Linked DNA regions of Homo sapiens: regions 2, 3 and 4 are each linked to region 1. Evidence: read pairs that join two places in POLR2A ChIA-PET (ENCODE). Cell type or tissue: MCF 10A. All regions are shown on one strand.

Region 1 (4,000 bases):
ATTTTGGTTTGGCCACGAACAGAGGACTTCACATATATCATTTATTTATTTGTTTCATGAATACTTTTAAGAATGCAGTCTGCATAATGGAAACAGTTCCTGCCTTTAAGAGACTTGGAAGTTAATAAGAGGACTGACCAAGGTCACCAAGACATCCAATATGAGGCAGTGGTGTGAGATAGGTGGCACTCGAGGGCAGACTTGGTGCTTATTTGATTTTGGGGGACTGGGAACTTCTTCATGAAGGAAGTAACTTTTGAGTTGAGCCAAACAGGATGAATAGGATGTTCAGAAACAGGTGGGAGACAGGCCGGCACCATCTTAGCCTGTTCAGGCTGCAGTAACAATACCATAAACTGTGATATGATTTGGCTCTGTGTCTCCACCCAAATCTCCTGTTGAATTGTGATCTGAACGTTGGAGGTGGGGCCTGGTGGGAGATGATTGGATCGATGGTTTCTTATGATTTAGCACCATCTCCCTAGTGCTATCTTGTGGCAGAGTTCTCACAAGATCTGGTTATTTAAAAGTGTGCAGCACTTCCCCCTTTACTCTTTCTCTCTCTCCTGCCACCACCTGAAAACACGCTTGCTTCCCTTTTGCCTTCTGCCACGACTGTAAGTTTCCTGAGGCCTCCCTAGTCATGCCTCCTGTACAGCCTGTGGAACTGTGAGTCAATTAAACCTTTCTTTCTTTATAAATTACCCAGTCTTAGGTAGTTCTTAATAGCAGTGTAGGAAAGACTAATACAAACTGGGTGGCTTATAAAAAATCAAAAATTATTTCTCAGAGTTCTGGAGGCTGGTAAGTCCAAGGTCAAGGAGCTGGCAGATTTGGTGTCTGTTGAGAGCCTGCTTCCTGGTTCCTGTGTCCTCAGAAGGTGGAAGAGGCAAGGGAGCTCTCTGGGGTCTCCTGTATAAGGGCACGAATTCCATACATGAGGACTCCACCCTCATGAACTAATTATCTCCCAAAGGCTTTACCTCCAATCCAAATGCCCTCACATTGGGGATTACATTGGGCATATGAATTTGGGGTTGGGGAACACAAACATTCAGTCTATAGCAAGAAGAAACAGGTAGTACGGTAGGGGCAAGATCTGGGAACAAGAAGAAGCTCAGATAAAGAGATGGGCATCTGTAGGGTAGTGGTGGGAGATACCAAAAAAATCCAGACAAGGTTCTAATGTAGAGGGTACTCAATGCCATGCTGAGACATGAGGGCATTCAGTGGTCAGCAACAGAAAGCCACTGAAAGTAATTAAGCAGGAGAATAACATGCTTAAATATCTTGTTTATTATAGCCCATCATCTCAGTCTGAGCTCCTTTTGATCTTGAGTCTGTCATTCAAACTATGGAATTATCTCTTCTAGCACTGCCACCCCCTGCAGGTTTGATAGACATCTTCAATTATGCTTTTCTAACTAGACTATCAAAGCATACAAAATTCATAGCCCTCATCATATCCCTAACAGTGACTTCCCTCCAGGTTGGTGATTATTAAGAATCTTTGGGCTATGCTTATCTAACCACAGAACTCCCATGTATAATGGCATCCAGTCCATAGTTTTCAATGATAGTAGCAGATATTATTGATTACTTACTATGTAGTCAGTACACATGATTTACATTCATTATCTTATTTAAACCTTTCACCAAGCCTCAGGGATGAGGCTCTTGACACTTACTGTGAGTTCCTTGAAATTGCAGTGACTTTCCTGTCCCAGACATTTGAATCATCATTCTATGTTTTGAAGCTTGATTGAAAACTAAATACATTATGAATTTTATCAAATAAATCCTTCATAAAACCTTCAGGTATTTGTACCCCCTTTAATATCCACTTGGTTAGTAGGAAGAGTTGTAGAATTCACAAGCTCAATTAGAGACTTCATTTTTTGCTTGTGTTTTTTGAGGTTATATGAAACGTTTTAAATGTGACCTGGGAGAAGAGTGAAATAGAGTTTTAACTTAACCAGGATGCATGATTTTAAAAATCGAAGTAGGCCTGAATTTCCTGAAAATTTTAAAATAATCTAGTAGTGCCAGCATGAACCTTAGTCACTTAGGCAATAGAGAAGGTTTTCATGGAAATCCATTGGTCTGTTTTAAATAAATACCTTGAATATTAATAGTATAAAAGAGCATTATCTAAGTAATACTGAAGCTTATTATCAGCTGAAACTTTCTTGATCATGATGGTTAGCCATTTACGCTCACATCTGTTAACAATGGTGATTGCTTTCATCAGGAAAACAACCTTTAGATATGCAAATAGCTCTTTCTGAGGATCCGGCAAGATGGCAGAAGTAGAGCAGAAGAAGAAGCGGACCTTCCGCAAGTTCACCTACCGCGGCGTGGACCTGGACCAGCTGCTGGACATGTCCTACGAACAGCTGATGCAGCTGTACAGTGCGCGCCAGCGGCGGCGGCTGAACCGGGGCCTGCGGCGGAAGCGGCACTACCTGCTGAAGCGCCTGCGCAAGGCCAAGAAGGAGGCGCCGCCCATGGAGAAGCCGGAAGTGGTGAAGACGCACCTGAGGGACGTGATCATCCTGCCCGAGGTGGTGGGCAGCATGGTGGGCGTCCACAACGGCAAGACCTTCAACCAGGTGGAGGTCAAGCCCGAGATGATTGGCCACTACCTGGGCGAGTTCTCCATCACCTACAAGCCCGTAAAGCAATGCCGGTCCGGCATCGGCGCCACCCACTCCTTCTGCTTCATCCCTCTCAAGTAGTGGCTCAGCTAATAAAGGCGCACATGGTTCCAAAAAAAAAAAAAAAAAGATATGCAAATAAGTGTGGTAGCTAATATTCTGTCTCCTTTCCTTCACACCTCATAGATTTTCAATCCCCAGATGTATTTTCATCTTTAGAGAAATCAAAGGTGTGTTTCCTAATTATGTTATACTTTTGCATTAAGTTTAATGAGTTAAATTATAAAACTTTTTCCATTTATACCAGTGGGGTTAGTAAATGGGCCTCTGGCTAGGGGCTATTATAGCCCCTAGGCTATTATCTCATGATCTTCCAAGTACCAGAGATGGGTAGTGTAATGAAGGGCCTGGGGTCTGGTTCAGGACATGCTTTCTATTTTACTGAAGAGTTCTCAGAACAGAGTGTGCTCTGCTTTCTCTGGTTGCTCTGGGGATTTCTGTTCACTAAAATTGTTGCCTAACATTACACTAATGACTGTTCCTTAAGAGCTGATTCTTAAGAAGGTAGGGCATGACCTATAGATTTCCTCGCAGACTTGGTACAATTCACAGGAAATAAACATAGAGAGGTGAATTACTTGTCAAAAATTACATTGCTACTAAATGGCAGATCCAGGATTTGAACCCCTAAGGTCTATTATAGAAAATGTGATATATTATCTTGTGTGGTACTCTGGGGAGAGGCCATGTTTACTTGGTAGGGACTTTGTCTCTTCTGTTTGGCCTTCGATTTCCTATCTAAAGTAAATGTGCTCTAAGTGTCAGCAAAGATAATCGGGCTTAATGGTGGAGCAGAAAGTTGGCCAAATATAGCAAATGTCATTATATGAAGGAAGAGCTCATTAAGTCTCACTCAGCTATCTTTCAATAGGCAGAGGGCTTTTGGAAAGAAGGCCACCTTGTTTGGAATTAAGTTTTATTTTTATCATAGTAGTCTATGTATAAAGTTTATTTCATTTTTTATTTCTTTATTATTTTATTTTTATTTATTTTTTGAGACAGAGTCTCGCTCTGTCTCCCATGCTAGAGTGCAGTGGTGCAATTTTGGCTCACTGCAACCTCCATATCTGGGGTTCAAGCAATTCTCATGCCTCAGCCTCCTGAGTAGCTGGGACTATGGGCATGCACCACCACGCCTAGCTAATGTTTGTATTTTTAATAGAGATGGGGTTTTGCCATGTTGGCCAGGCTGGTCTCGAACTCCTGGACTCAAGTGATCTGCCTGCCTCAGCCTCCCTAATGTCGGGATTACAGGCATGAGCCACCACGCCTGGCCACAAAGT
Region 2 (4,000 bases), 170 kb after region 1:
ACAGGGCTCAGAACTTGCACCAGGCTACCAGCCTCCAGGCTGAGAAAGCAAGCAGGACTTTTTTTTTTTTTTTGAGGCGGAGTTTCGCTCTTGTTGCCCAGGCTGGAGTGCAGTGGCCCGATCTTGGCTCACCGCAACCTCCGCCTCCCGGGTTCAAGCGATTCTCCTGCCTCAGCCTACCAAGTAGCTGGGATTACAGGCATGTGCCACCATGCCCAGCTAATTTTTTGTATTTTTAGTAGAGACGGGGTTTCACTGTGTTAGCCAGGATGGTCTCGATCTCCTGACTTCGTGATCCGCCCGCCTCGGCCTCCCAAAGTGCTGGGATTACAGGCGTTGAGAAACCGCGCCTGGCCTTTCATGCCTCCCCACCTGTTGAGTCTGCACATCAGATTCATGCCCTACCCGGAGTTCTGGCTAGGAAACTCTGGTTGTAATTGTTACAAAGTTCAGCTGGAGGTTTCCTTCTCCCTGTAGTCTTTTCCCAGTTCCTCTGGCAGCCCTCCCCAGGGACCCCTGTGAGACAAGTCAGAAATGGCTTACATGGGGACCCAGAGAGACTGCAGGGCTTTTCCTGCTGCTTCCTCTACCTCTGTAGTTCACTCAGGTGTCTACATTGTCTCAGCTCAAATCCTTCTCCCATGATCTGGACTTTCAGGTTCCCCAGTGAGGGCACGCGTTCATGGGCGGATGATCCTCCTTTCCCACTTTCACAGTTTGGGCATGCACAGTATTTGGGCTGTCTCCTGGGTCCTGCGGGAGTAATCCGCTTCCTTCAAAGGGTCTGTGGATTCTCTTGGCTTTCCTGGTATATTCCTGCAGTAGTTCTTGGAGCAGAAGTTCACAATGTGACTCCCGACATGCTGCTCTATCCATCCGAGTGAAAGCTGCAATTTAGTCCTGCCTCCTGTCCGCCATTTTCCCCCCTCTCCTTGGAGCTGCTCTTTCATACCTTCTGTGCCTGGGATCCTCTCTTCTTCCCCATTTGAGTCACTTCTTGAACAACTTTGCATTTGTGCAAGTGAGAATGGTGGGTTTTCCATTCGCCTAGGAGGTTGGGAACTTTAGGTATAGTATACAATTTACAAACCGCTGTGTGGTGGTTGGTTGCTTGTTCCTTTCACATCACCTGGGGCTGGCAGGCAGCAGCTGGTATCCCTAAAGAGGTGCAGATGGAAAGCATCAACATTGACAAGAGCCCATCATCAATTTCCCCTTCCTGATAAGGGAGTTTCTCTGTGATTCAGGCCAATTCCCCTGGATCCACAGAGCCAGGAGGTCTGGCTGTGCAAGGGAGGGCAGGAAAAGCTAGAGTACCTGAGATGGGGAAGGAGGAATGAGAGAGACACAGGATGCAGAGCCAGGTTAGAAAGCAAAGAGTGAGAGCACATCAGAACCAACCAAACAACAACAACCAAAAAGGAAGGAGCTCCACAGCCCTGAGCATTTCTGAAGTCTCAGGCTCACTATGGGGCCTCTTCCCATAGTATTCCATCAATATGTCAATAATACCTACCCTGCAGGTTGCTGTGAGGTTTAAAGGAGCTAATGTACATGGGATACCTGGTCCAGCATGTTGACTTTACGGAGTCCCTACAACTACCAGTGTTATTTAAAATAATTATTAAGATGGTGGACCCATGATCAGACCCAAGTTGTGTCAACAGAACAGACTATCTGAGATCCTGATGGCATGTGCTCCCTCTCCACCTACCACTTGACACTTCAGAGTCTCAGGGCACATGTCACATCTCACCTCAAATGAGGTGCCAGGTTGGCCTAGGGCAAGAATTCAGAAGGACTGGGAGGAGAGATCAGGGCTAGGAGACGGCACCCAGCTTGTCTCCTTCTCAGAGCAGAGGGGCAAAGTCAGCCCTTTGCTCAGGGTTTGCTACGCATCCACTGAAATTTGGCATCAGTCCTTCCGCTGAATCTCTGTTTGCTGGCCATGCCTTAAAAAACAAATACTGGTCAGTTGTTAAAGTTCACTTGGTCTTGACAGCCAAAGCCAGGAGCATTTGGCCAACATCATGAGTCTGACTCAGCAGAGCGGAGCCCACTGCATGCTTGAGCAATGCTTTGAAGCAAGTCATATCTCACCTCAAATGAGGTGCCAGGGATATTAATGCAATGAGACTGCTTAGTCAATCTGCGCCCTGCTGGGTGAATCACACTCCAAACACCTGTAGGTAAGAACATTCGCTGCAGCTGAGTATATTGCCAGCAACCCTTCCCTGGTGCCTGTTTCTATCTCTGTTAGTGGGGACCTCCTTAAAATGCTGCCTTCAGACAAACTGTCTACGCGGCACTCAGCCTATGGCAGTCAGTAGGTAAACTAGGAATCTTTTTACAGACAGTGAACGTTAAAACCAGCAGGACATCATGAGTTGCTCAAAGAGAGTGATGATAAAAAAATGGTTAGAATTTGAAACAAAAGGGGACAATCTCTTCTTCATACAGGGATAATAACAGAGCAAACATATTATAAAATCAATGCATTATTGGCACAGACCTGCAATTCAGCGGGTATCCAAATGGTGATGTGATGAATGGTAACACAGCACTGAATATCTTCAGAATCAATACCTTAGGTCCACATTTGAGGACTCCTTAAGTATCCCCTTCCAAGTCCCTGCCATCACCCCTGGGTATTCTGTAAAGCAGAGATGGCTTTTCAGAGTGGCCCCAGGGGAGGAGCAGTCAGCTCAGCATCCAGGACAGAGGTCACTGGAGTGCCCCAGCCATGTGAAGGCAGGCTAGCCAAGGGTTCCACCCCAGAAGAAGCATTAATGCCTTAGGTACTACACAAGCTACTAATTAATGAATAATAAATAGACCTTTTGGAATGGCCTAACTTAAAATTACAAAATGAAATGTATTTGCTAGTCTCCTAGAACATTCACTTTTCTGCAGGGCTGCCTCTTTCTACTCCTCGTAGTGAAGAGTCCAGCAAAGAGCTGAGCAATGCGATTGGCTTCAGACACATTTGGATATTCAGCGATCCTGGGACACATCTCGGGTGTCCCTTCTCACCTCTGGTGATGGTTTTGCCTCCCAAAGTGTCCTCTCCTTCTCCTTGGCTCTAATCCTACCCAACTTCCCAGAACCAGCGTACACCCCCACCCCAGAATGCCTTTCCTGGTCACCCCATCTTGTAGAGCTCCCTCCTCCTTCTGCAAGTATTTGTCTCATAATCATTCCTGTGTCTTTTACTCTCCCTCGATGTATTGTTTAGATTCATAACATTATGATTATGTAGCTTCCCTCCTGTTGCAGGGTTGCTTTTTCGCAGGGACTGTGCCCACCTTGGTGTTCTCCATAGAATGCTTCTCAGATGCAGTGTGTGGTACAAATGCCCAAGATCTTGTTAAAATGCAGTCTGACTCAGTGAGTCTCTCTGGGGGCAGGCCCTGAGATTCTGCATTTCTAATAAGCTGTCAGGTAATGTCAAAGCTGGTCTGTCTAGGGACCACACTTTGAGTACCAAGGGACTATCATATCTAGGACAATGTCACGTGTGTGGTAGATTTTCAATAAATAGTTATTCATCATGGGCTCTTTCACCTATTCTCCACCATGGCCTGCGGAGCTGAGTCCTCAGTTCCCTTTGAGGAACAAATATGTAGAGGCCCTGGAAACTGTGTGCTGGCCTTTGGTCATCCCAGAGCCAGGATGGGCTCCACACTCCTCCCACCTGCTCTGGCCTGCGGCAGCATTCCCACGTTCCTTCTATGAGAAAAACAACATGCATCAGGCACTATGGGACGGCGCTGACAAAAAAGACAAAATGTCAGGTCTCATAGCCTCGAAAATTTCCTGCCCATTAAATAAGCATTCCTTGGGTGGTTTTCTCTATCACTGCTAAATATTAAAGTCATAGGTCTCACAGTGTGTAGGCTCAAAACATGCTTCATTCCAGAAGCCACTGTTTTGTCAACTTTACAAACCACATAAAATAGTTTGAATACTGAAAACATCAAGCTTACACAGAGAAATGATA
Region 3 (4,000 bases), 220 kb after region 1:
AGGGGCTACCATCTACCAGGCAGAGGGGGAGACAGTGGTGAAGAAGAGAGATGCACGCTTCGCTGCATCTAATGGGGGACAAAGGATAATTACAATACAGTGAAATAAGTGATATGTCAGTAAGGCACTTTGGGTGCTCTCAGTGGATGGCATGAGTGAGGAGGGCTGGCTGCCTTGAGGAAAAGATCCTAGGATGAGTAGGTGTTATCTAAGCAAAAGAGTTAGGGCTAAGGGCATACAGAAGGAGCCAGAGGAGTATTTTAGGCAAAAGGTTTAACATGGGCAAAGGTGTGGGAGGTAGAGAGGACTTAGCAAGTGGTCCGATGGGCAGAACTCTGATGTGAGCTGAAGCGAGTTCTCCAAAGATAAGCTAACATGGTGGGCTGAGTAGACCAGGAGGCCTTTGTGAAGTAGCTTGGAATTTCTCTGAAAAGGCAATGTAAAGCCACCGTTAGGAGGATAGATATCAGACTAAGTGTTCTTAGCACAAAACAAAATGCGCAAAAGAACACAAGGAAATTTTTGGAGGTGGTGGACATGTTTAGTACCTTGATTGTGGTGATGTCTACATACAGGTGTATGTATATATCCAAACTCATCAAGAAGTATGTACGAAATATGTGAAACTTTTTGTATACCAATTAACCCTTAGTAAAGTTTTAAAAAAGGGGGAGAAAGGGGAGTTGTTCACCATGCAGGACCTGTGAGGGGCAGGGTCTAGGGCCCGGGTCTCCACATGCACCATGTAGAGCTGGAGCCATACTGAACATTCCAAGAAGCTATTGAAAGGACATGACTCATTAGCTTATAAAACTCCCTAATTATCCCAAGTTTTACTTTTTCACTTATCATAGACCTTCTTATGGTAATATATTACCCAATAAAAATGCCAGGGAGGACACCATCTGCATGTCAAACAAGAAGAGGCTGACTGTCATTCTGCAGGGCCCATCCTCAGTGACTGCTTTGAAAAATGATCTTTGTTCCACTACATGGTCGCTCCATAATTAGATTGATACCCTGTGGAAAATGCCTAATGATAAATGTAATCTAGTCCAATTAACAGCTGCCATGACCCTTGTCATTCTTCTCTCTTTGAAATTTTCAAGCATACACATCAAGGATTCTATAAGTAAACCCTTTTGCCAACCCAGGAGAATGGTGACTCCTTGGCAACTTGAGGCTTAAATTGAATTTCATTTGGGCAAAATTTACCAGGGTAGGCCTGTGAGATAAACAGGGTCAGCCTCTTTTTATTTTTTAAATGAGCAAGGAGGTTCCGTAGCTTGCCTTGAACCTGACTTCGAGATATACAAAGGAGGGGTGAGTAAGACAATACATCGCATAGTTTCCATTGCCGAATTTTTATTATGAGCATCCCCCTGAGTGTTCGTCTGCCGTTTCTGAACTTTTGTGTGATTTACCGAAGCCTAAGCGTCTAGATTGAATGGGGAGAAGCAGATCAGAGGATATCATTCCACTACAGTAGACACCCTTATCTATGGGGATATGTTCCAAGACCCCCCACTGGATGGGTGAAACTGGCCAGTACCGAATCCTGCAACTACTATGTTTTTTTCCCACATACATACTTACCTATAATAAAGTTTAATTTATTCACTAGGCACAGAGAGAGATTAACAAGAACTAATAGTAAAATAGAACAAATATAATAATATCCTATAATAAAATTTATGTGAATATATTCTCTCTCTCAAAATATCTAATTGTACTGTACTCACCCTTCTTCCATGTGATGATGCGAGATGATTAAATGCCTGCGTGATGAGATGAAATGAGATGAGATAAATAACATAGGCATTGTGACGTAAATGGAAAAATTCCAGAAACGGCTCATAGGTTTAAAATTGTGCTCTGTTCTGAGTAGTGCGAGAGGATCTCTGCCATCCTGCCCAGGATGTGAATCACCCCTTTGTCCGGCATATCCATGTTGTATACACTACCTGCCCATTAGTCACTTAGTAGCCAGATCTGCTATCAGATAGACAGTTGCAGTATCTCAGTACTTGTGTTCAAGTCACTTACTTTATTTTATTTTATTTTATTTTATTTTATTTTATTTTATTTTATTTTATTATTTTGAGATGGAGTCTCGCTCTGTTGCCAGGCTGGAGTGCAGGGGCACCATCTCGGCTCACTGCAACCTCTGCCTCCCGGGTTCAAGCGATTCTCCTGCCTCAGCCTCCTGAGTAGTTGGGACTACAGGCGTGTGCCACCATGCCTGGCTAATTTTTGTATTTTTAGTAGAGACGGGGTTTCACCATGTTGGCCAGGATGGTCTCAAACTCCTGACCTCATGATCCGCCCACCTCGGCCTCCCAAAGTGCTGGGATTACAGGTGTGAGACACCGCACCGGGCCAAGTCACCCTTATTTTACAAGACTAGTGATGTCATATTGTCTGACCGCACTTGACCACGGGCAACTTGACCATGGAAAGTGAAACCAAGGATAAGTGGGGACGACTGTATTCTTTTTTACGCATGGGAAAGGAACAATTTTATGTAAAAGGACGATATAAAAACTATAAGTGTGTCCCATATTACATTTTCATAGACTATTGTAGAGTGCCTTTACTTAGAGGATTTTTAAAAAGTATAATGTGTCTATCTTTTTGGGATCTACAGTATTATTTCAGGAAGAAGTGGAGCTACAATTTGCGTTGTCCATTTGAGCCTTCTACACCTATCCCACCATGTCCTGGAAGAGATATCAGTGATAACATACTACATTTCTTAAACATTTTTTCCTAATGTCTCAAGAAAGGAACAACTACATGCAACTACATCTAATAATAAAGTAATAGAGTTTAGTCTTGTGACCACCAACTTTTACCCACCTTAGAAGAAATGGCCACTTTGGGAATCATATAGGGTTGTTAGAAGGACATAAAGAGGTTGTCTTCCTCAGTCTGTCTGACCTCAGTGCCACTTTGCCTAAACAAAAGTCAACAGTAGCCACAGTCAAGAGGTACTGTATATAAGTGCTTACTGTACAAATAGTCACTACCAAAAATGCTTTGCAAAACTCTTTAATCCTCACAACAGCCTCAAGAAACAAGTAGCATCACACCAGAAAGATGACAAAACTGAGATGAAGACGGAGAAGAGTAGGATTTGTTTGGCTTGAGTCAAGGCTCTTAAACAATGGCTATATTCTTTCTTCCAAAGCAACAAGGCCAGGGGCAGTGGCTCTCGCCTGTATAATTCCAACACTTTGGGAGGCTGAGGAGGAAGAATCACTTGATGCCAGGAGTTCAAGACCAGCCTGTGCAGCATAGTGACACCCATCTCTATAAAAGTAAAAATAAAAAATTAGCTAAGCATGGTGGCGCACACCTATAATCACAGCTACTTGGAAGGCTGAGGTGGGAGGATCATTTGTGCACAGGAGGTCAAGGCTGCCGTGAGCTATGACTGCACTCCAGCCTGGATGACAGAGCAAGACTCTGTCTGTAAAACAAAAACAAGTTCACTTCTTGATTCTGTGTGTTTTGGTATAAACTCTCCCTGCCAAATCCACATAAATTGAAACTGTGCCCTCAGCACCTCTTCTCTTGGTCCTTCTCAGTGAGGAAGAGGAAAAGCTGGTCTTGAGTGTGCATATATTTACCCCTTCTTTGCTGGAAGGTATCTGAGAACCATTGACCCTCCTCCTCCTCTGCCAGAATGGGCTGGTGGAAACCGAGAAGCCCCAGTATTAACTGAAGATCCATTGAAAGGGAAAGTAATGTAGTTTCAGGTGTATTGTCTTATTTAATCCTCACCACAACTTCTGAGATAAGTATTATAGAGATACAGCCATACAAAATTGACAATATGCAATTTATTTTAACCTACAAAAGTGGCAATGTTATATAGTGTAACCTAAAGTTGTTTTTAAGATAGATGTTGAAACTGAACTTCAGGTCTGACTCCAAAGTACACAGACATGGTATTACTCCTGCTTACTGTGAAGAATATCTAAGCAGCAAATGCTTC
Region 4 (4,000 bases), 120 kb after region 1:
AATACTGATAAGCCTGTCTCCATTTTGTTGGTGAAACACTTAAAGTCTTTCTTTGACAAAGTTCTCTTCTGTTTTTCCCTGAGAAACATGTAGCAAAATAATGCTATCTAGTGTTTCTAATGATGTGTTCCTGCAACAAGGGAGCTTTAATATCCAGTGCTTTTAATTTATTTTGTCATAAATTAATAAAGTATATATGATTGAGAGTAACTCATTAAATGTAAGTGTCATAAAATAAGGCACTTAGGTAAGAAAAGCGTGAAATGCTTCTGATGCACTCCTGAATGTTACATTAAGTACATAAATCATCTTTGTTTTCTCTCTGCTCAACAAAGAATCCAGCCTAGGAGGTGTATGTAATTAGTATAGTTGTATTTTAAATGATCCAGGAAGCATATGAATAGAACTTGCCCAAATATCAGAAAAGGGAGATTCCTCTGGCCAATTGGATTTTTTGTCTTTTTTAACGAACTCAGCTAGACAGTATGAGGTGTGGCCACAAAAACCAATACGCACTTTAAATAATTAAGAGCTTTCCGAGAACAAGTTCACCAGCTGAAAGACACAGTGAACCCACTCACAGCTGGAACCTCTCTTTGAATGGGATGACCCAGGCTGGAAAACGCATCAGAGGAAGTTTCCTAGGGACCCTCCTTGTGGAGCCCCCTTCTCTTTCAGGACCAGATCTAGAGCAGGCTGGGAAGCGGGTGGAAGGGAGGCCTGGCCCAAGATGGGGTAGGCATGTGGCCCCATCTGTTCTGGTTCATGCTTGAAGTAGACACAGCTGCATTCTGGTGAACTGGAGGCTGACTTATGGAGCACTTAGCACAGACACTGGCTATCCAAAAGCATGTGATTTGATTTTGGTTTAAAAATCCAGCATAGCAATTTCCCACGATTCCTGTTCCCACTGGCTCCTGTTTCATTAGCCAAGCAAAGCTTATGTGGAATGTGATATCACAAAATAATATGGGAGAGAATGCCAGTGCCAAAAAGCCTTTACCCTGTGGCTCAATTAGAAATGGATTATTACCCAAAGAAATATGGCATGTGCAGAAAGGCCATCAAGGAAGACTGGATGATGAACAGCAATAATAATCACCACTCGGGTAATCATTGACCAGCAGCAGGGGTACCAGTGACCACTGTTACTGCAGCACTGACCCAGGGCCATGTTCCAGGCGAGCTGATTTGCACCCCAAACCTTGTAGCCCACCGTGTAAACAGGCATTATTGTCTCCATTTTTTTTTTTTTTTTTTTTTGAGACAGAGTGTCACTCTTGTTGCCCAGGCTGGAGTGCAATGGTACAATCTCAGCTCACTGCAACCTCCACCTTCCGGATTCAAGCAATTCTCCTGCCTCAGCCTCACAAGTAGCTGGGATTACAGGCATGTGCTACCATGCCCAGCTAATTTTGTATTTTTAGTAGAAATGGGGTTTTGCCATGTTGGTCAGGCTGGTCTTGAACTCCTGACTTCAGGTGATCCACCCGCCTCTGCCTCCCAAGTGCTGGGGTTACTGAAGTGAGCCACCGCGGCTGTCCTGGATCCATTTTTAAATATGAGAAAACGGAAGCTGCAGGAGCCCTTACAAATAACTTACCCAAAGTCATGTGGGGTGTAAACAGTGGATCTGAGAACTGGAACAAGCCTGAGTCAAAGCTCAGGTCCCTTCCCTCCACACGTGGTCTCATTCCTTTCTATATCCCTGGAGCCTCCTGTGCGTACAACACTTGTATGTACCCCTGTGCCGCATGTGGCAGGAAAGTGGGTTAGTTATTTGGGAAGCCCGTATAATGTCTGTTTCTATGAAGGGCAGGGTGGTCGTTCCAATTTAGCTAGGATTTGTATACAATAAAGGCAAAAGGGGTGCCAGCAGAAAAGAAAAGAAAGAAAAGAAACACATCTGCTTTAGCTTCTGTATGGCACTAGCATGTTTTCTCCTTTTTGCTTTTAAGCTTTAGAAAAATAAAAAGCATCAAGAGCTTGACAGGACATTGCTTTCTAGACAAATGGATCACCTCACATTTCCATCTGGCTTTCAGCTCATATCCTGGAAGGTCATGACAATGATAAGTTCCACATCAGTTCTCTGCCCCTCCTGTCAGGACTTGTCTCAAAGTTCATCTCTGCCAAGAAAGGCTCCTTCCTCCTGCAACAGCCTAAAACAATGACAGGGCACAATGCTGTCCTTCTTGCTGTGGGCTCCAAATCAGCTACCTGGTTAATCTGAACTGAATCTTCATAAGGAGGAAGACTCAGTTACCTGGGGTTCTACTATGTTATCATCATCATCATTATTATTTTATGACCTCATGATCATCATCATCATTTTAGGACCTCCTCCTTGTCATTTTATATATATACATATTTGGCTTTTTTATTTTTTTTTTTCAGAGAGGGTCTCACTCTGTCACCCAGGCTGGAGTGCAGCGGCATGATCTTGGCTCACTGCAACCTCTGCCTCCTGGATTCAAGTGATTCTCCTATCTCAGCCTCCCAAGTAGCTGGGACTACAGGGACGTGCCACCATGTCCAGCTAATTTTTGTATTTTCTGTAGAGATGGGGTTTTGTCATGTTGGCCAGGCTGGTCTTGAACTCCTGGACTCAAGTGATCCACCCGACTCAGCCTCCCAAAATGCTGGGACTACAGGCATATGCCACCACGTCCAGCTAATTTTTGTGTTTTCAGTAGAGACGGGGTTTCGTCATGTTGGCCAGGCTGGTCTCGAACTCCTGGGCTCAAGTGATCCGCCCGACTCAGCCTCCCAAAATGCTGGGATTACAGGCATGAGCCACCATGCCCAGCCCTCCCCCTCATCATTTTATGACCTCATAATCATTATCATTATCAGCATCATTTTATGACATCATCATCATCACTTTATGATTTAGAGAGAGCAGTAGGCATGGTTTGAATGAGTTTTGGTATCCACGTTAGGAGTCAATCAAAGATGGTTAGGAAATCCCTGGACCAAGAACAGTTTAGAACTTTTTACACACCATCGTGTTTAATTTTGTTCATTTCAAACACGATCTACACAGAAGCTGTGGGAGCCCACAGGAGGGACACTCAATCCCACAGTGACCTTTGGAAGTGGGAATTAAAGTCTCCATTTTTTTCAAGTAAGAGCTGAGACTAAGAGCTTTCAGTTGACTTACCTATGACCATGTTGCCAAATAAAGGAAGAGATGAGTTTCCTGCCCAAACTATCTAATGGCAAGCATATGTTCTTATCATCTATCACAATGTCCCAGCATGGGCTAGTAGCACTCCTACCTCTGTTGCTCCAACCTGCCCAGGCACCGCCTCCAGGTTCCTTCCTATAAGGACAGATAGCGCTGACCCACTTCTTTCCTAGTAGTATTTCTGGAGAGGTCTGAGGCTGCAGAGCACAGGGCTCTCTTGCCCTTTCTCTGAGCATCTCTGGACTCATTGATAATATGAATAAGTTGGATCAGAGAATCCTCAAAGTCCTTTTTTGATCTTTCCAGGTCTCTGTGCAGATGATCCTTTGCTAAATGTGGTGAGATTTTTAAGTTTCAATGTGCCTATCGGCTGGCTTACTAGTCTTGACTCGATGAAAAACCACATGGAAAGTAAGAAATGGCTCCACATTTCTTACATTGGGATAGGATGGGGTGGTGCCTGAGCATACTGGTTACATCCTGCAAATCCGTACACACTTGTGACTTTTGTATGCCGCCTACATGGGCCCTCCTTCTCATCTGACCCGCACAAAGATTAACTGATCCTCAAAATCCACCAGTTGAAGGATGCTCCTCTGGGAGACCATCCTTCATTGCTTCCCACCTTTGATTTCACTGTCACATCTATCTTGCAAATATTCACAGGGACCATGGCACTTAAGCTAAAAATGTTACCAAATCCCTTGTTGATAATTCCAGCCTCAGGTATCATGACCGCATAAAAGTCATAATTACACTCATATGGCAGTTATTTAAATGGCTGTTATTCTTCAAACCCGCACCTTAAAC

The links. ChIA-PET counts read pairs that join two places held together with the same protein. Peaks named below come from ENCODE experiments on the same cell type or tissue, not always from the same donor. Only the 100,000 strongest peaks of a DNase experiment are listed, where the experiment ranks them.
Region 2: POLR2A ChIA-PET joins it to region 1 with 5 read pairs; 1 of 35 experiments calls an interaction of 5 or more read pairs at or near these places.
Region 3: POLR2A ChIA-PET joins it to region 1 with 5 read pairs; 1 of 35 experiments calls an interaction of 5 or more read pairs at or near these places.
Region 4: POLR2A ChIA-PET joins it to region 1 with 5 read pairs; 1 of 35 experiments calls an interaction of 5 or more read pairs at or near these places.

What each region holds. Positions count from the first base shown.
Region 1 is chr1:234,355,442-234,359,441 of GRCh38, reverse strand. It overlaps the pseudogene RPS15P2. Among named protein-coding and RNA genes, the nearest start is that of COA6, 16 kb to the left of the region's middle. RefSeq lists enhancers at 2,256-2,305, 2,326-2,435, 2,486-2,585, 2,626-2,745. In MCF 10A, no CTCF peak of the experiment used is centred here; a DNase peak (open chromatin) is centred at 2,481.
Region 2 is chr1:234,184,311-234,188,310 of GRCh38, reverse strand. The region is part of intron 2 of SLC35F3 (solute carrier family 35 member F3); the gene reads right to left. Among named protein-coding and RNA genes, the nearest start is that of SLC35F3-AS1, 87 kb to the left of the region's middle. RefSeq lists an enhancer at 1-58. In MCF 10A, no CTCF peak of the experiment used is centred here; a DNase peak (open chromatin) is centred at 2,100.
Region 3 is chr1:234,138,049-234,142,048 of GRCh38, reverse strand. The region is part of intron 2 of SLC35F3 (solute carrier family 35 member F3); the gene reads right to left. Among named protein-coding and RNA genes, the nearest start is that of SLC35F3-AS1, 130 kb to the left of the region's middle. In MCF 10A, no CTCF peak of the experiment used is centred here; a DNase peak (open chromatin) is centred at 1,888.
Region 4 is chr1:234,238,999-234,242,998 of GRCh38, reverse strand. All of the region lies in intron 3 of SLC35F3 (solute carrier family 35 member F3), which reads right to left. Among named protein-coding and RNA genes, the nearest start is that of SLC35F3-AS1, 32 kb to the left of the region's middle. In MCF 10A, no CTCF peak of the experiment used is centred here; a DNase peak (open chromatin) is centred at 2,108.